Regions from separate parts of the Homo sapiens genome. Here region 2 is linked to region 1. Evidence: read pairs that join two places in POLR2A ChIA-PET (ENCODE). Cell type or tissue: K562. All regions are shown on one strand. Each heading gives the region's core, and the rest is flanking DNA. Links, peaks and the distances in the headings are about the cores only.

Evidence for each region. Peaks named below come from ENCODE experiments on the same cell type or tissue, not always from the same donor. Only the 100,000 strongest peaks of a DNase experiment are listed, where the experiment ranks them.
Region 2: POLR2A ChIA-PET joins it to region 1 with 6 read pairs; 5 of 35 experiments call an interaction of 5 or more read pairs at or near these places.

What each region holds. Positions count from the first base shown.
Region 1 is chr6:42,023,000-42,032,652 of GRCh38, forward strand. It overlaps a transcript of CCND3 not described here. Among named protein-coding and RNA genes, the nearest start is that of TAF8, 23 kb to the right of the region's middle. RefSeq lists enhancers at 5,206-5,265, 5,506-5,565, 5,552-5,846, 5,592-5,886, 5,626-5,675 and 2 more. In K562, for the core only: no CTCF peak of the experiment used is centred there; DNase peaks (open chromatin) are centred at 4,546, 5,292 and 5,732; H3K4me3 peaks cover 1,281 bases.
Region 2 is chr6:41,740,167-41,749,819 of GRCh38, forward strand. PGC (progastricsin) reads right to left here and starts at 7,231. Exons shown (of 9, transcript NM_002630.4): 1 at 7,110-7,231; 2 at 4,492-4,642; 3 at 4,231-4,348; 4 at 3,105-3,223; 5 at 2,124-2,323; 6 at 325-444. The coding sequence starts at 7,168. In K562, for the core only: no CTCF peak of the experiment used is centred there; no DNase peak of the experiment used is centred there; H3K27me3 peaks cover 1,854 bases.

The DNA of each region.
Region 1 (9,653 bases), core at 2,762-7,761:
TATTCATGGAGTCTGTATTTGTGAATTTGCCTCCTTGCTAAAATTTGTGACCCCGAAATCAATACTTGAGGTGCTTTGTCATCTTTCACAGACATGCGCAAAGCCATGAAAAATTTGAGTCACCCAACATGCATGTTCCTGGCTGAGGTGGGACAGGGCAGTGCTCTGCCTGTTTCAGCTCTCGTAATGTAAACAAGTGTCCTTGTCACAGTCTACTTAGTGCCACCTTTTCTGCATTGCTGGGTTTTTTGTTGATTTCGCTGTTTGAAATGGCCCCCGAGCCTAGGGCTGACGTGCTGGCGAATGTTTCTAAGTACAAGATGACTGTATGCGCCTTACAGAGAAAATACATTAGATCAGGTTTGTTTGGGCATGAAGTATCGTGCTGTGGGGCATGAGTTCAATGTTAATGAGTTAACTATATATTCAATAAGGTGTCTTCAAACAGAAACACACAGAAAACAAAGTTATGTATTGATTAGTTGATGAAAGTCTTGTGACCAGTGGCTCACAGAAACCTAACCCTGTATTTCCCCTAGGAGCAATGGGCCAGTGTTCACCAGTTTGGTGTTCGTGGTGACTGTACAGAATATAACTGGTGAGAATAGCGAGAACTGGTAGTATTTAAATATTATAATAACTAGGGTAGCCGTATCCTTTGGGTACCTGTGAATGCCAGTCTGTATCTACTCATCCATCCGCCATCTATCATCTATTAAACACTAAGTACAAAATCCAACACTAAAAGCAAAAAATACAGGATGCAAGCAGGGTCCTGACCCTGTCACTGACCATCTTAACTGTACAATGGGGGAATCTGTACGTTAAGACTGACTCTGAAGGTTTTATTATTTTATTTGGCTTAGATATCCCTAGGTTGATATACTAGCATTGGGGCCTAAAAGTTTTGCCAGTGTTTACATCAGGCAAACACCTGTGTCACAATAACAGCCTAATACATACACTTATTAGGGCCAGGCACTGTTCTGAGTGCTGTACGTGCATAAAGCCTCCTAACAACTCATGTAATCCTCCTAATAGCCCTGTAAGGTGGATACTATTATTATCTCCAACTTACAGATAAGGGCACTGAGGCACAGAGAGGTTAAGAATGCACCCCATGGCTGGGTGCGGTGGCTCACACCTGTAATCCCAGCACTTTGGGAGGCCGAGGCAGGTGGATCACGAGGTCAGGAGATGGAGACCATCCTGGCTAACATGGTGAAATCCCGTCCCTACTAAATATACAAAAAATTAGCCAGGCATGTTGGCGGGCACCTGTAGTCTCAGCTACTTGGGAGGCTAAGGCAGGAGAATGGCATGAACCCAGGAGGCGGAGCTTGTAGTGAGCGGAGATCACGCCACTGCATTGCAGCCTGGGTGACAGAGCAAGACTCAGTCTCAAAAAAAAAAAATAATAATAATTCACCCTGATAACACAGCTGGTGTGTGGAAGAGGCAGAGGGGTTTATGCGCCTCCAGTGACATGGAAGGAGAACCTGCATCTTGTGAGGATCTCAGTCCACCCTCAGTGATGAGGAGGGTCCCTCTCCTTAGCCATGCCACTGGCACTGTTCAGTAGCAGGAAAGCATGAAGTGACATTGCGAGGCTGGGGCCACTCAGAAGTCCAGGCAAGCAGGGCAGGCATGGTGGCTCACGCTTGTAATTCCACCATTTTGGGAGGCTGAGACAGGTGAATCACCTGAGGGTAGGAGTTTGACACCAGCCTGGCCAACATGGTGAAACCCTGTCTCTACTAAAAATACAAAATTAAGGGGCCGGGCGCAGTGGCTCATGCCTGTAATCCCAGCACTTTGGGAGGCTGAGGAGGGCAGATCACCTGAGGTCAGGAGTTCGAGACCAGCCTGACTAATAGAGAGAAACCCCGTCTCTCCTAAAAATACAAAATTAGCCCAGTGTGGTGGTGCACACCTGTAATCCTAGCTACGTGGGAGGCTGAGGCAGGAGAATCGCTCGAACCCAGGAGGTGGAGGTTGCAGTGAGACGAGATCATGCCACTGCACTCCAGCTTGGGTGACAAAGTGAGACTCCATCTCAAAAAATAAAGTCAAATAAAATAAAATAAAAAAGAAATCCAGGGAGGAAAGCAGGGCCTGCATGAGGCCATGCCTTGGGGAATAAAGTGAGAGTGACCCATGCACGCAGGCAGACAGAAGGTCTGGGATCTAACTGTGAGAGGAAACAGGGAGCCTGACAGCTCTCCGAGCAGGCCAGGGCAGGGGGACCTCTCTTCCAGCAAGGCCAAGAGGGGCCCAGGAAGCCAAGCCCCAGGGAGAAGTCTGAGAGACCAAGGCCTCACAGAGGAAGTGTCTCCACAGAGATTTCCAATTGCCACGCCACCTTCTTTCCTGGAGCAAAGAGGTGCAGTTGGTGAACTAGGGCCACGGGTAATGGGAAGAATGGGAAGGAGAGATCCCATCCAACCTGGAACACTGGAGGGACAGCTAGAGTTGGAGGAGGGGTGAGTGAAGACATCTCCCCTCAGCTCACAGAAGAAGTCACACACCTCACCAAACTGAGAAAAATCAGATTCCACGCCTGGTGTGAGAGGGAAGTGAAACCGCACCTCCAATGCTCCACTGCCCTCCCCTCCGGCACTCTGGCCCATCCTGCACCCCGGCCGCCCCACGATGGCGGGCTCAGAGGTGAGGGCCTATCAGATGCATTCATGGGCTCCCTTAGGGCCTTTTGGGCTCTGAGTCACAAGGGTGGCTCTCTCAGAGCTGTGATGGCCTGGTCTCTCCTCCCCAGGGAGGCAGAAAGGGAACCAGGGAAAACAAGGCTTATAAGCTACAGAGGTAAGGGACTGTGCCCATCTTGTTCTTTCCTTTTTCACACACACGGAACATGGTACCCGGTGTATCCATGGTAAGCACTTAATAAACAGACACTGAGCGGATGAGTGAATTAATGAGTGAGTGAATGAATGAGTCAGCACTGGACCCACAAGGCTGCCTGTCAGCCTCTAGCCACATGGAGATTCCCACCTCCAGAGAAGAGCTCTACTACGTATGTTCCCCAAACTCCCTGTCAGCTAAATGTGACCTGTGACCAACTGGTGATCAAAGGGATAAGCTATCTGTCAATTGTTAGGTCTCGTTTGAAAATAAACCTCTTTTTCCCCTATTTTTGACAAACCTTGACCTCCCTGCCTCGACCCTGCTCACATTACATTTGACCTTCTCAACGACCTCTCTAAGGGATGGAGACATGACCCTCCTCTACCTCATCAGAGAACAGCACAGACCCTCTCCCCCCGCCGCCCCCCTGCCAAGGGGAAAATATGGTGCTCCTCAATGAACCTCACCCTGATCCTACAGGGTGCTCCTGGAAGAAGGGCTCCATGATGACCTCCAAGGGGCCTCTGGTCAAGGCGAAGGAGAATCAGACCCTCCACCTTTGACCAGAGGGGAGGGAGTCCAGCGTGAGGGCATTAGCCAAGGGGGTTCTGGTCCCTCTGCTCTAGGCCCCTCACAAAAAGAAGTCCAGCTGGGAACATTTTTCTCCCAGCAGGTCCCCATAGGAAAGCCATCCTCACCCACATGACACAGGCTCCCCATACCCTTCTCATCTAGATCTCATGGCAAAGATTGCCAACTGTCCCCTAAAATCCACTTTCCCTTCTTGTACCTTTGGTACTAGAAGCTCCACTATGTATGTTCCCCAAACTCCCTGTCAGCTAAGTGTGGCATGTGATCAGCTGGTGACCAAAGGGATGTCATCTGGCAACTTTGAGGTCATGCTCTGAAAAGGAAGGGCAGTGCCTTTTCTTTCTCGTCACTTTCCTCCCTCCCCACTGGCTGGCTGACGGACCCAGCAGCCATGGTGGGATGCCATCTCCCACACGCAAGGGCACAGGAGGGGCTTGGGCCCTCAACACCACCAAGGGGTCAGATCACCCACCCGGATCTGTATGGGAGAAATTTCCATTTTGCTAAGCCACTCTTGTTGGAGTCTGTGTTACAGCAGCCTAACCTCCCCTAGTTCCTATCCCAGCCCATTCTTTGGTGCCAAGATGCTGATGGGTAAAGGCGTGAAAAAGGGGCCTTGTCCTCATCCATGTCTCCAGCCCTTCACCTCCATCAGGTCAGCTTCCCAAGTGTCTGAGTGCCTTCCAGGTGGTTAAGACACCACTAGGCCGGGCGCGGTGGCTCATGCCTGTAATCCCAGCACTTTGGGAGGCCGAGACGGGCAGATCACGAGGTCAGGGGATCGAGACCATCCTGGCTAACACGGTGAAACCCCATCTCTACTAAAAATACAAAAAAATTAGGCAGGCTTGGTGGCAGGCGCCTATAGTCCCAGCTACTCGGTAGGCTGAGGCAGGAGAATGGCGTGAACGCGGGAGGCAGAGCTTGCAGCGAGCCGAGATCGCGCCACTGCACTCCAGCCTGAGTGAGAGAGCGAGGCTCCATCTCAAAAAAAAAAAAAAAAAAGACACCCGACTCCACCCCCACCTAATGCCAAATGAGGTTGGAGGTGAATGTCTCTCTCACCATACCCAATTTATTCCTCCCTCGAACTGACCATTTCTCAATTGCGTATCTCCTTCCCTGCTCAGGAAACCACTGTACTCAGGCCAACCCAACCCATGGGGAAGGTGGTAAGGAGGGCAGAAAGTGTGTGGGCTTAACACCAGAGCCCAAATCTCCTCCTCACTGCTCACCAGCTGTGTAACCCTGGACAGATCTCTTAGCCTCTCTAAGCCTCAGTTTTTTTTGTTTGTTTGTTTGTTTGTTTTTGAGACAAGAGTTTTGCTCTTGTTGTCCAGGCTGGAGGGCAATGGCTCAATCTCAGCTCACGGCAACCTCCGCCTCCTGGGTTCAAGCAATTCTCCTGCCTCAGCCTCCCAAGTAGCTGGGATTACAGGCTCCTGCCACCACACCCGGCTAATTTTGTACTTTTAGTAGAGACGGGGTTTTTCCACGTTGGTCAGGCTGGTCTCAAACTCCCGACCTCAGGTGATCCGCCCACCTTGGCCTCCCAAAGTGCTGGGATTACAGGCGTGAGACACCACGCCCGGCCGCCCGTTATGAAATGGGGGTAAAAATTGCTTACAGGTTTGTGGAGAGAAGATTACAAACTTGTAAAGTCCCTAGCACTGTGCCTAGCATGTGGTAGGTGCTCACTAAATCGTGGCTGCTCTTACTATGATGCTAAGCATGGGAATACGGAGGACACAGCTGGAGAGGAGACCTGATGACCTCCCTGGTGGAGGGTGGCCAGGGAAGGAGTGGAAGAGAGAGCTGGGGAGAGGAAACTGTGGCCATAAAGAGGAAGAGAGAGGCAGAGCTGGAGGTGACATCAGGGGAGAGAGAGGAGTGGGTTCGGCGATGGCCATGCTGGGCGAGGTGTGGAGAGCACAGCTGTGCTATCTATCAGCTGCCTCCAGCTCAGACAATTCCTGTGCCCATCTCATTTTTGTCTGCCCATCGCCTCTGCCGGGTTGGACACCCTTACCACCACGGTCACCGTTGCCACACTGTCGGCTGCTATTTCTTGCCTCATCTTCCTTCCTGCTCATGATATGGCAGAAGGTGGCAAGGGAAGCAGCTGCCCTCCGCCAGCAGCCTCCCTGCCACTGAAGGCTGAAGCTGTCCACAGGCATGGGTAAAGAGCTCAGGCTCCAAAGACAGATGAGCTGGGTTCCGTTCCCAGCTCTAGCACTTAGGAGCGGGATGACCTCAGCAAGGGAGATGACTCAGCTAAAGCTTCAGTTTCCTTATCTGCACAGTAGGGATAACAGGGCTGTTGAGAAGAAGGAATGAGATTATGCGTGGTAAGCACCCAGCCCAGCACAATGTCTGGCACACAGCAAGTGTTCAATACACGTTCGTGTTCGCTATTTTCAAGGCCAAATAGGTTTGTGACCTGTGCAGCCACACAGGGTCCCATGCTCAGGACGGGTCCCAAACTTGGTTAATGCTCTGTCACCACCACCTTGAAACGGTTTTTTTTTTTTTTTCCTAAGAGACAGGGTCTCACTCTGTTGCCAAGACTGTAGGATTGCAGTGGCATGATCATAGCTCACTGCAGCCTCGAACTCCTGAGTTCAAGTGATTGTCTCACCTCAGCCTGCTGAGTAGCTAGGAATACAAGCAGGCACCACCAGCTATTTTATTTTTTAATTTTTTTTTTTTTTATTATTTTTTAGAGACAGGGTCTCACTATGTTGCCCAGGCTGGTCTCGAGTTCCTGGCCTGAAGAGATCCTCCCGCCTTTGCCTCCTAAAGTGTTGGGATTACAGGCATGAGCCACTGCACGCAGCCTTGAAATTCTTAATAGTTTTTGAACAAGGGCTCTGCAAACTATGTAGCTAGTCCTGGCTATTATTAACATATATTTATTGAGTCTGCTGGCTGGCAGTGGCTATAGAAGGGGACACCTGTCCAGTAGTTTGTTAAAGATGTGGGACATTAGACGGCCTTGGGAGCCTCAAAGGAGGGATTTAAATACAGTGATGTGGCACCATGCCAGGTTGCCAGCAATTAGAGACTAAGAGGGCAGTGAGACCCCCACACATACTCTCACTGGGGCCGGGCACAGTGGTTCATGCCTGTAATCCCAGCACTTTGGGAGGCCGAGATGAGCAGATCACCTGAGGTCAGGAGTTTGAGACCAGCCTGACCAACTTGGTGAAACCCCATCTGTACTGAAAATACAAAATTAGCCAGGCATGATGGTGCATGCCTGTAATCCCAGCTACTTGGGAGGCTGAGGCAAGAGAATCACTTGAACCTCGGAGGTGGAGGTTGCAGTGAGTCAAGATCACAACATTGCACTCCAGCCTGGGCGACAAGAGTGAAACTCTGTCTCAAAAAAAAAAAAAAAAAAATTCCTCTCACTGGGCACTGGGGATGGATGGGGGTGCCCTCCCTGCAGACAGCCAGGACAATGGGCAGCCTCTGGAATGCACCATGCCTCCCTATTTCAACCATTCTCCCACCAAGGGCAAAGATGTCCAATGTACCTGAGGCAAACACTCACCCATCTGCCCTGTGGGTCCAATCCTCTGTGCAACCAGGACAGAGGCCATGCACAGCTCAGGAATACAGGTGTGTCCACGGAGGCCTACATCTTCAGGATATGGAGGGACACGTGGTAAACCAGTGCTGCCCCAAAGCCCCTAGGTGCCCATGTCCATCTGGGTCTTGCCGCTCAGGTTGGAGCTGGTATGGGGGTAGCACAGAAGAAGGGGTGCTCATTATACTTGTGGTGGCCTGAGGGATTGGTCCAGCTCCAGGAGACAGAAATATCTGCTCCTTCTCTTAAATTTTAAATCCCAGGGTAGTATGTCTAGAAAGTAATATGGGGTGTTTGGGGCAGTGACTTGAACCCTCAGGAAATATGGAGCCTTCTGGTTGTTCTGTGGAGCTGGGGATACCCCTAGATACTATGATGAGGCTATGATGAGGCATGACCTCCCAGAGCTGTGCAGAGACCACCTCAGGAGGCACATCTGGTACCTGCTGTCTGTCTCCCCTACTGGACTGTGGGCTCCTGGAGGGCAAGGCCCACCCACAGTGAGGCTGACCAGATGTGCACAGACCCGGCCTCCAGGACCACTCCACTGTCTCCTCTCCATGCCCCAGGTCCTGCCTCGCCTTCCCCAGACTCACCACCACAGCCTGGCCCTCTTGTGTTCCCAGGCCTTCCTGGAGCGGCCCAGGGGAGAGTCTGAGGGTGGCCCAGCCCGGCAGGTGGAGTCCAGCCTGGAAGAGGCCCCTTTCCATCTGCCTCCGGCCACCTGTCCTGAGTACTCACTCCTTCCAGACAGCTGGAGAGCGGCCCCAGAGCCTCTGGCTCAGGGGACTGGGGGAAGGAAGGCAGCTCTAAGGGAGCTGAGCCAAGGCTGGAGGGGAGGCCCCTGGAGCGGGTGGGAACACTGAGTGTGCGTGGATGGGGGTGGGGTGCAGGAAGGCACTTGGGAGAAGTGGGAATTGGGGGTGGGGTCAAAGAGTGGAATGTGGAGCTCATTCTCCTGGGGGCACAGCTGTTTATTCTGATCTCCCTCTTCAGCTGCTGCATGTTCCTTATCTTGGGGCTCAATCCAGACTCCACCTCCTCCTCTGTTGCTGAGCTGGGGAGGCAGACTCTATGGGAGACTTCCTGCTCTGGCCACCTTAGTTCCCCGCTACATCCTGCTAAAAGGGACAAGGGGGAAAAGCAGGCCTCAAAAAGAAATGTGTGCTCCACTTCAGACCCACTCTGTGCCCATCCGTAGGTTATTGGGGCTTGAAGCTGAGTCATCTGCCCCTCACCTGACTTCACCCACCCCTAACTGCCATGACAACGGGAGCCGGTCACCCCAGAGTCACCTGGATACTTCACAACTTTACTGGTGGCCCAGGACTTGCAGGGCTGGAAGATAGTGCAGGCTTATTGGAAACGTGGGGCAGAGGCGGCTGTGACCTCACAGGGTACTTCTCTGGGCCTTCACACTGTACTCCTTCCTGCCAACTTTACTCTCGGCACCTACTGTCCCCTGTGAGATGCTATTAAAGTAAGAAGACTAATTTTCCAAATACTTATGGAAACACAACTCATGACATGTTTTTGATTTTTCATGAACATTTCAAAAAGTGAAAAAAGCACTAGAAAAACAAAACCCTTTTAGTTCTGCTCCCCCAAGAAATAACCACTGTTAACACTGTGGTATATTTCCTTCAAGTCTTTGTGTGTGTGTGTCTAAAATACAGAGTTGTAAATATATGTACAATTTTGCATCCTGATTTTTCTCTTAACGTTACCATATAATTTTCATGTTACCACATATATTTTGCAACTGACTCTTTTTTTTTTTTTTTTTTTGAGACAGAGTGCAACGGCGCGATCTCAGCTCACTGCAACCTCCGCCTCCTGGGTTCAAGCGATTCTCCTGCCCCAGCCTCCCAAGTAGCTAGGATTACAGGCACGCATCATCACACCGGTCTAATTTTTTGTATTTTTAATAGAGACGGGGTTTCACCATGTTGGTCAGGCTGGTCTCAAACTCCTGACCTCAGGTGATCCACCTGCCTTGGCCTCCCAAAGTGCTGGGATTACAGGCGTGAGTCGCTGCACCTGGCCGACTCTTTTTTAAGAGACGAGGTCTTGCCCTGTCACACAGGCTGCAATGCAGTGGTGCCATCACAGTTCACTGAAGCCTCAAACTCCTGGGCTCAAGCGATTCTTCTGCCTCAGCCTCCTGGGTAGCTAGGACTGCAGACACATGCCACCACACCTGACTACTCTTTTTTATTTCTTGTACAGATGGGGCCTTGCTATGTTGTCCAGGCTGGCCTTGAACTCCTGGCCTGAAGCGATTATCCTGCCTTGGCCTCCCAAACTTCTAGGGGTTACACACGTGAGCCACCACACCCAGCTGACAAGGTTTTTTCTGCACTTAGAATTATTTAATTAGGACAGAGGCTGGAAAGTGGAATTACCAAGGCAGAGGCCTGGGATCTTTTGCAGGCATTTGATTTCAATACCTATGGCCAATTGGTTTCTGAAGATGGAATTTAGCACATGAGAAGGCCACAAGCCGGGCACGGGCACGCCCGCCTAGACTGCCATGTTAAGTATACCACTCACAGTGAGGTATCTTTTTAATGTGCCCATGTCCTGTTACCTTTGGTAGACTTTATTC
Region 2 (9,653 bases), core at 2,244-7,243, 280 kb before region 1:
ATTCATTGTAAGGACTTTGAGCAAATTAGTTGCTAACACACCTTCGTTTCTAATCTGTGAGCCCATGATGGGGCTGGACTGCAGGGTCCCTAATGTTCGGGAGTCCAGGTCCTGCCCCTCCCTATGTTGTCCACATCCACTCTCTTCTCCAGGCTGAGCTGGGCTTTGTCACCCCTGCAGAGGACAGTTGTGGCTTTGTAGGAGTAAGCCTCAGGGGTCCTCTGCCCCATCCCAGAGCAGTGCCAGACTGTGTGTGTGTGTGACATGGCCTGGAAGCCCACTCCAAGGAAGTGCCACATCCCCAGGGCCCCACCGCAGACTCACTCTTCAATGCCAATCTGCCAGTAGAGTTCCTGGGTGACAGGCGCCCAGTAGATCTGCCCCGTGTACAGGCTGCTATCCACACCCCCAAAGACAACCGCTCCCCCGCTGGAGCCCTGCTGGCTGCAGGAGAGAAAGGGAAGGGGAAGTCAGGGAGTGCCATGGAAAAGGACTTTCCTCCTGAGCAGTCACCTCCACAGGGAAACAGAGCTCCTTCCCTGATCCAGACGGGGGCTCCCTGAGGAGAGCACTGAGTCTCCCTTCAGACTGGGGCTCCCTGAGGACAGGGCTGTATCCCTTAGATTGGAGCTCCCTGAGGATGGGGCTGTGTCCCTTAGACTGGGCCTCCCTGAGGACGAGTCTGTGTCTCCCTCAGACTGGGGCTCCCTGAGGATGGGGCTGTATCCCTTAGATTGGGGCTCCCTGGGGACTGGGATGCGTCCCTTAGACTGGGGCTTTCTGGCCAGGCCTTGGAATTCCCAGCGCCTCAGGCTCCCGAATGATGCTGACTTCTGGGGGGTCCCCTAGTGGTTGGGACCCCCAGCCCACACTCTGCTCTCCTCTCCCCTCCGCTTCCTGCCTCTGGTAGACATGTCACCGGGATCCCCACCCCGGCCCAGCTTGTTACTTTTCTGCTGAGATTGGAGACAGGTAGGGTCTTGGTGAAGGGGGTAAGGATATTCCATGTTTGTTCCAGAGGCTTCTCTGGTAGCTGGAGTGTGGAGCTGGGTGGAGCTGCTCTGTTTACACGCAGAGGAATCATAAACAGAGGTGGAGAGGAAGTTAGCAACATTAGTAACAGGGTGAGGTCCTTGAACTTCAGATTCCCCAGATTAGTCCAATGAAGCTAACTGTCTCTAGAAAGTGGCTGCCTAAGGCCGGGCGCAGTGGCTCACACCTGTAATCCCAACACTTTGGAAGGCCGAGGCGGGTGGATCACCTGAGGTCAGGAGTTTGAGACCAGCCTGGCCAACATGGTGAAACCCCGTCTCTACTAAAAACACAAAAATTAGCCGAACACAGTGGCGCATGCCTGTAATCCCAGCTACTTGGGAGGCTGAGGCTGGAAAATAGCTTGAATCCGGGAGGCAGAAGTAGCAGTGAGCCGAGATTGCGCCACTGCACTCCAGACCGGGTGACAGAGTGAGACCCCATCTCAAAAAAACAAAACAAAACAAAACAAAAGCAAGTTGCTGGTTAATTCTGAAGAAGAACAAAGAAAAGCAGGCCCCAGGCCGCTCACCCCCACCCACTGCCTGTCTCACTAAATGCCTGCACATGCTTGTGTTGACTGGCAAGGATAACAACCTGCTAGGGGTCAGCAGTGGACCTAGACCAGAAGACTCCAGGACCAGGCTAGAACAATAGATAAAAGGAGATGAAGCAATACATTACTATGCAAAAGAGGGATACAGGTAGAAAACATTCGGTCAGAAGGAAGTGAGCGAACTGCCCCACCCGCTTCTCCACCAGGAAGCCTGTCCAAGGGGTGCTGAGAATCAGAGCAGCAAAACTCAGGGCAAAGTTCAGCTGCTGTGGAAGAGATTCATTCCATCGTGGCCATGGAATGCAAAGACAAGTCGGAGGGGACTGGGGACAGGTGCAGGGATGGGGTGTGGTCGGGTGGCTGGGAGAGGATTCGAGAGGAAGCCCAGGAAGGAAGGCCCTGGAGCAAGACTGACTGGAGCCAGATGCCCGCTGGGATGCCTCCAAACCCCAAAGCATTGAGCACTGAGCCTCAGTCGTCCAGGGCGGCCGGGGGAGCATCCCGGGAGGTGGGGACTGGCCAGCTGGTTGCTCACTTGCTGAGGTAGACGCTGAAGACGGGGCTGGTGAGGGCGCCCTCCTGCACCATGCCCTGCATAGCTGTGGTGGCCTCATCCACGGACAGAGCAGGGTAGGCCAGGCCCATGATGCCATCAAACTGCGCATAGACGAAGTTGGTACCAGGCTCATTCTCACTCAAGCCGAACTCCTGGTTGGGGACCTGGATGCTCTGGACCTAATGGAGACACAAACGAGGGGAGGTGACCAGTCTGACTCCACTCACCTCCTCCAGGTTCCCCTAGAGACTCCTCAAGCCTCTGTTCATCCCTTCCTCACCTCTGCCCCCTTCTTTTTTGTTTTGGTTTTCTTGTTTGTTTGTTTGCTTGTTTGAGACAGAGTCTCGCCCTGTCACCAGGCTGGAATGCAGTGGCGCAATCTCAGCTCACAGCAACCTCTGCTCCCCTGGTTCTAGCGATTCTCCTGCCTCAGCCTCCCGAGTAGCTGGGACTGCAGGCGCGTGCCACCACGCTCAGCTAATTTTTTGTACTTTTAATAGAGACAGGGTTTCACCATGTTGGCCAGGATGGTCTCTATCTCTTGACCTCATGATCTGCCCGCCTTGGCCTTCCAAAGTGCTGGGATTACAGGCGTGAGCCACCGTAGCCAGCCACCTCTGCCTCTTGACAGGTGTTGCAGGAGCCACCTCTCCTGCGTAGCCTTCCTTGACTGCCACAGCTCACCTCCTCACCCGTCTCCTTCTTCTCTGAGCTCCCCAGGCCTTATGCTTCTTAAGGAAAAGGACCATGTCCCTCTTGTTCAGTATGGTGCCCCAGTGCCTAGCACATGGTGGCCACCAGTGAGTGTTGGGGGAGTGACTGAATGGACCTGTCTTGTCCTGCCTTCCTGTCCTGCACACCAGAACACTAGCATTCCACCGTGTTTCAGGAGAGTCCATCTAACTGTCCCCTCCAGCTTATAGCTCACAGCCCCAGCCTCCACTCCCCATGCCCACTCACAGTCAGGGTGTCATAGCCAAAGAAGCCGGTGAGGCTGCCACTGCCATACTGCAGGGAGAAGGTCTGCCCATTGGTGGAGTAGGTGGACGACTCGCTGGGGTTGAAGCGGGAGTGACTGGCTGCAGGGGAGTCAGGGCATGGGGAGTCAGGCCGGCTGGGGCAGGGCTGCTCAGCTCTCAGGCCTGCCGGGTTCCCACCTCAGCCTCTCGCTCAGGCTGCGCTCACATCCTGGGACCTCAGCACCCCTGGTTGCCAAGTCAAGGGGTGGCATTGGAAGGCCCATGGGAGCTGGCCAGCCTTGTCCCCAAAGCCCCTTCTGACTTACAGAATCTTGGGATGCCTCAGGACTGTGGCCTCCCTGTGGACAGGTTTGCAGAGAACCCAGCCCTGAGTCCCTGGTCCCCAGCAAAGCACGTGGCTCACAGCAGTGCTGAGTAATTACTCATCAGATGAAGAAGTGAATGGGCCTGCACCACATCCCAGCATTCCCCCCAGCCCTCCAGGGCATCCCCAAGTACTCCCCACCTTCACTCATCAAGAAGCCAGTCATAACATAGGGTGGGGACATCAAGGGACCCCTTGGGCCAAAGGTATCAGGACCCAAACACCAAGGCTTCAGCAGGGACCAAGGCAACCTTAAGAAAGCAAACACTGCCTGTCTCCCAAAACCACTATAGTACGGAGCCCACATCCTATATTGTTCTGTTGTGTCTCTTGGAGACACTCAGTGAGAACTTAGTAAATACTGAGGTGGAGCAGAATAGAATGGAGTAGAATGGAGTGGGATGGAGTGGGATGGAATGGACTGGAAATTAGTCACATGGAATGGAATGGCACTGCCCAGAGTAAACAGAATGGGGAGAGTGGAATAAAAGGGAGTGGGGAGTTAGGGGCTGGCATAAGCAAAGGGATACATATTGGCAGGGAAGGCAAAGGGGCCATCCAGCTGCAGGACCAGCATCTTTCCTCTGGCTTGGGCATGCTGTGTGGCCCTGCACATGTCCCTGGTCCTCCCCAGGACTGAGCTCCCCTCAGTCCTGAGCTCCCTCTGGAAGTTTGGCCCTCCCCAGAGGGTATCAGTGCCTTGCCCTGCCAACCACCCCTCTCTGCCCAGCCCAGCACTCACTGCAGGCCTGGCTCTGGCAGTAGACAGAGGGCACCCACAAGTTGGAGGAGCCGGTGTCAAAAAGGACCAGGAAGTTCTGGGGTGGAGTCCCGATGCTGATCTCACCAAAGTAGGCAGCCTGGGGGCCATGGAGCAAGCTGTTAGTTCCAGAGGGATCCAGGGGCCCCAGGCTCCTCCATGGGCAGAGGAGTGAAGGGACCTGCCCCTTCCCTCCAGCCCACACCAGAGAGAAGGCTACCGCCAGAAAGGGTCAGGACTCACATCCATGTAGGCCATGGGCTCGTAGGTCACGCTGAGGTCACCAAAGCGGTACTTCCAAGCAGGATCATACTTGTGGGTCCTCAGGAACTCCCCCAGCAAGCCCTTCTCCTTCATGGTCTCACGGATAGACTTAAATTTCTTCAGGGGCACTCTACAGAAAGGTTGCATATGAGGCAAGGCCCTCCCTCCTTCCTCTCTTCCCACTCCTCTCTTTCTCTCTCTCCTTCTCTTAACTGCATGCTTCAACCTCCCTGCCACTCTGTTTGTTCCCCCTTGTCTGTGTGTGTCTTTTTCTCTCTCTCAGCCTTTTGCTCTCTGTCTCTGTCTGTCTGTCTCTCTGTGTGTGTGTGTGTGTGTGCGCGCGCGCGTGTTTCTTCCTCCCTTTGCCTCTTCCCCTCTTTCTTACAAAGCTCTTCTCAGCACTTGCTCTAAGATTCAGAAAACCATTCATTTCACCATGCATGCACTCCTCACCTCATCTCAAGGGTCCTCCTATCTCCCTGGCCCTTTGCTGTCAAATATCCCATAGATTCCTCCCCAGGAAAGGAAGAGGGACTTTAGGCTTTACCCTTTTCAGGATATGTACTTTTTTTTTTTTGAGACGCAGTTTCACTTTTGTCACCCAGGCTAGAGTGCAATGGCACAATCTCCGCTCACTGCAACCTCTACCTCCTGGGTTCAGAAAATTCTCCTGCCTCAGCCTCCCGAGTAGCTGGAATTACAGGCGCCTGTCACCATGCCTGGCTAATTTTTTGTATCTTTAGCAGAGACAGGGTTTCACTATGTTGGCCAGGCTGGTCTTGATCTCCTGACCTCGTGACTCGCCTGCCTAGGCCTCCCAAAGTGCTGGCATTACAGGTGTGAGCCACCGCACCTGGCCCAGGATATGTAGTTTTTTTTTTTTTTTTTGAGACAGAGTTTCGCTCTTGTTGCCCAGGCTGGAGTGCAATGGCTTGATCTCGGCTCACCTCAACTTCCACCTCCCGAGTTCAAGCTATTCTTCTGCCTCAGCCTCCTGAGTAGCTGGGATTACAGGCAAGGGCCACCATGCCCAGCTAATTTTGTATTTTTAGTAGAGATAGGGTTTCTCTATGTTGGTCAGGCTGGTCTCAAACTCCCGACCTCAAATGATCCGCCCGCCTTGGCCTCCTAAAGTGCTAGGATTACAGGCGTGAGCCACTGCGCCCAGCCCAGGAAATGCACATTTTTAACAGAAGATTTCAGGCCAGGCACGGTAGCTCACGCCTGTAATCCCAGCACTTTGGGAGGCCGAGGCGGGTGGATCACTTGAGGTCAGGAGTTCGAGACCAGACTGGCCAAGATGGTGAAAACCCATCTCTACTAAAATTACAAAATTAGCCGGGCATGGTGGCGCATGCCTGTAATCCTAGCTACTCGGGAGGCTGAGGTGGGAGAATCGCTTGAACCTGGGAGGCAGAGGTTTCAGTGAGCCGAGATCGCGCCATTGCACTGCAGCCTGGGCAACAAGAGCGAAGTTCTGTTTCAAAAAAAAAAACAAAGAAGATTTCAGAGATGGCAAAGTTCACCCCAGAGTTCCTTTCTACGGCAGCCCTCAGGCACCTGGCACCAGCTGGATGTGACAGAGCATGGAGCAACGGCAACAGCACTAGCTGGGACTCAGGACACAGAGTCCTAGTTCTGTCCCAGCTGCTAATCGCATGGCCTAGGCCCCATCACTGCTCCTCTCAGGACACCAGGACCACGGGAAGTTGGCCTGGGTGGTCTGGAGCACAGATCAGCTCTGGAGTTGGAACTTATAAATCACCGTTTCTGTCCCATCCTATGGGCTCAGTCACACCCTCGGCACTCTCCTTCCCAGACTTGCTTGCTGCCATTGCTTGGGAGTCTCTAGGGGTCCACTCTGGCCTTGCTCTAGGCTCCAGAATTCTGCTTAATCCCCATTCCCTGGGGACTCTGCATTCTCCAGAAATTCTCTGCTAAACCCCTTCACCCTGAGCTATGAAGACTAATTAACCACCTCTACCAAATATGCATATTGATAGGAGTTTCTGAGAGGAGCCAGCTCTTGGCCTCAGGAAGTACTCTTGGGTAGAGAAATAACAGGCAGGATGGCAGGCTGGGCGCCTTCCTGATGGCCTGTGAGCCATGCCATCTACTCCAGAGTTTTCTCCTGACCCCTCAGGTGTAGAGATTTACATTTACTGGTGTTTCTGCTTAGATGATTTTGGCATCTGCCAGTAAATTTTCAGCCTTAAAGCAACTTTTAGAGAGGATAGTGGATAAGATATCCCTTATCCAAAAAGGATTGCTCCCTTCTGTGAGAAGAATCCACACCTGCCATTCAAGGGCTGCTTGGGCAGTAGTCACCCTTACCACCTCTGTTTCAGGTCCATCTTTCCTCATCAGATGGGGGAAGGGATCGTGCTTTTCCCTTTGATAGGAAGTTTCCTGAAGGCAGGGGCTGTGTCTCCTTCCACCCATGTGTCCTGTCTAACATCAGCAAAGGGAGACTTCCCTTCCCCTAGCAGAAGTCCCAGAGTAGAGACAGGCAGGGTGTCCCCTGGCCCAGTTGCCCTTTGCAGGGCTTTAGGCTCCCATCCAGGCTCCCTGCACCAGCAGCCAGATCCCAGACTCACTTGACCACTGCTGCCTCCAAGAGCTGGAGGCAGACCAAGACCACCACCATCCACTTCATGATGCTGGTCCCCAACTGGCCACAGAGGAAGAGCAGCTCTGAGTTCTGCAGTCGCAGTGGAGTGAAGACCTGGGCACTCTTTCCTCTTTTATACGCCCAAGATTAGTCTAATCGCTGCCTCCCTGCCCTGGGCAGCCATGACCTCAACCCAGGGTGTACCCTGTGCTTCGTGTATCGTTTCTGTGTATTTTTCCTTCTTGAGGGTGGCCGCAACAGACTTTCATCTTATTGACTTTTTGGTTCAAGCATCGGAGGCCAGGAGGTGCAAGCGATAAGAGAGAAAGTTGCCGTAAGATGGAGTGGTGAAGATTACGTCTTGTTCCCAAACCAGAGGCATAATGTGTGCATTTAGGGACGAGGGCCAGAAAAAGGTAGAGGCAGAGTGCTGGGATAGATAGGATCTATAGCCAGGGTTTCGCAACCTCAGTGCTGTCGACATTTTGGAACAAATAGTTCTTTGTTGTGGGCCCCATCCTGTGTACTATAGAATGTTTAACAGCATTCCTGGCATCTACCGACTCGATGCCAGGAGCAGTCCACCCATTGTGCCAACCAAATATATCTCCAGGCACTGCTAAGTGTCTTCTGGATGGGCAAAATCATTGAGAACTGCTTGTCTCTAGGTTATGTACTTGAAGCTTTGACTCCACTCCTAACTCCTAGCACCCTCAAACCCTCAGGGGAGGAGATAGGGGTGTCAGGGGGTCAAGAGGTCAGTAGCTAGTAGCTAGGATGCTGGTTACAATGATGGTGATGGTGAGGGTGGTGCTGATGGCAGTGTCGGGAGTTCTGGTGCTGGTGGTGGGGCTGGGATGACAATGGCTGAAGTCACAGCTATTTGAGCAGCTTCAGAGGCTTTCAAGGTCAAACAGGACATTTGGAGAAATGCTTGTCATAATTCAGCAAATGCTCAGGACACACTCACAGAGTAAGCCACACCAGCTTCTGGTTGTGCCTCTTGTACCGACCTAGATCAGAGGCCTGGAGCAGGGGCATATGAAGAGGGACAGGCCTGCGCCCTGCTGCTGTTCCTCGTTCTCTCTTCTGCCCCGCTGCGTCCCTGCTTCTGTCTTCAGTTCTCCTAAAGTGCCTATGTCTCCCATGACCCACTCCCAAGCCCTTGTGCAGCCCCCAAGTCTGATTTGTTAGTTCCTCTATCCCTCATCTCGGCACCCCCTCCCCCACCTCCCCCAACTCCCACCCCACTTCCCAGCTACCAGCTTCCCATTGCCTGAGGTGACCTGGAGCTGGCCCAGTGCCTGCTCACCTGGCCCAGGACAGCTCTCCATTTTGGAGTGAGTGGGAAAAAAATCCCCGTGCCAATAGCCTCTCTGCGACCTCGTACCCCACACTCAGGGCTCCAGGCAGATTTGTCAGGTCCTCAGGCCCCAGGCAGAAGGCCAGGACCAGATCTGTAAACACTGATATCATCCAGCTGGTGGGGGATTTTCCACTCTAGCCACTGCTACCCACTGCCCAGCCAGAGCCCTGGAGCTTCCCCAAGCCTTATAATGGGGGAGGGGAGGGAGGACTAGAAGTCAGCTGGGCCTGGCACAGAGAGGGAGGTCCCTACCTGATGGTGTCTCAAGCCAACTTAGCTTCCATTCCTCCCTGTGGTCCCCAGAGGTACATTGGACTATGAGGTGAAAGACAAGATAGGGAGTGCCTTCCCTGGGTTGAGGGGAGTCCCCATATTTGGGAAGCAGGTAAATAAAATTATAGGATCATTGGAATCTTTTTTTTTTTTTTGAGATGGAGTCTTGCTGTGTCACCAGGCTGGAGTGCAGTGGCGCGATCTTGACTCAATGCAACCTCCACCTCCCGGGTTCAAGCAATTCTCCTGCCTCAGCCTCGCAAGTAGCTGGAACTACAGGTGCGTGCCACCACGCCCAGCTAATTTTCTTATATTTGTAGTAGAGACAGGTTTTCACCATATTGGCCAGGATGGTCTCAATCTCTTGACCTCGTTATCCGCCAGCCTCAGCCTCCCAAAGTGTTGGGATTACAGGCATGAGCCACGCGCCTGGCCCAGGTCATTGGAATCTTGCCAAATCCTTTAATATAGCAGAATTCATGGGATCCCCTAAGTCATGTGAGGCCTCCAGATTCCCCAACAAAAGCTTCAGGGACCCTTTTCTTATCTGGTAGGACTCCAGGAGTCTGGCTGCTGCCAGGCTAACCTTCCGCAAACACCCAAGAAGTCACAACAAATCCCTTCCGAGAGTCCCTGATCGACTGCATCAAGCTAGGGCATCCCAGCTTGGCTGCCAGACCCTGGGGCCTACAGCCCCTGCCTACTCAATTGATCTTCTGACAGCTCGGTCAGATCCCAAGTCCTCTCCTGCCTGTGGTCTGCCCTGTCTGCTGCCCCCCATATCTGAAAAAACCCACATGACTAGAAGCTCCCAGAGAGCAGAGCCCATGGCTTTTGCATCCCTGTGCCTGGCTCAGAGCTCAGGAAATCTCTGAACAATAGATAGAGCTC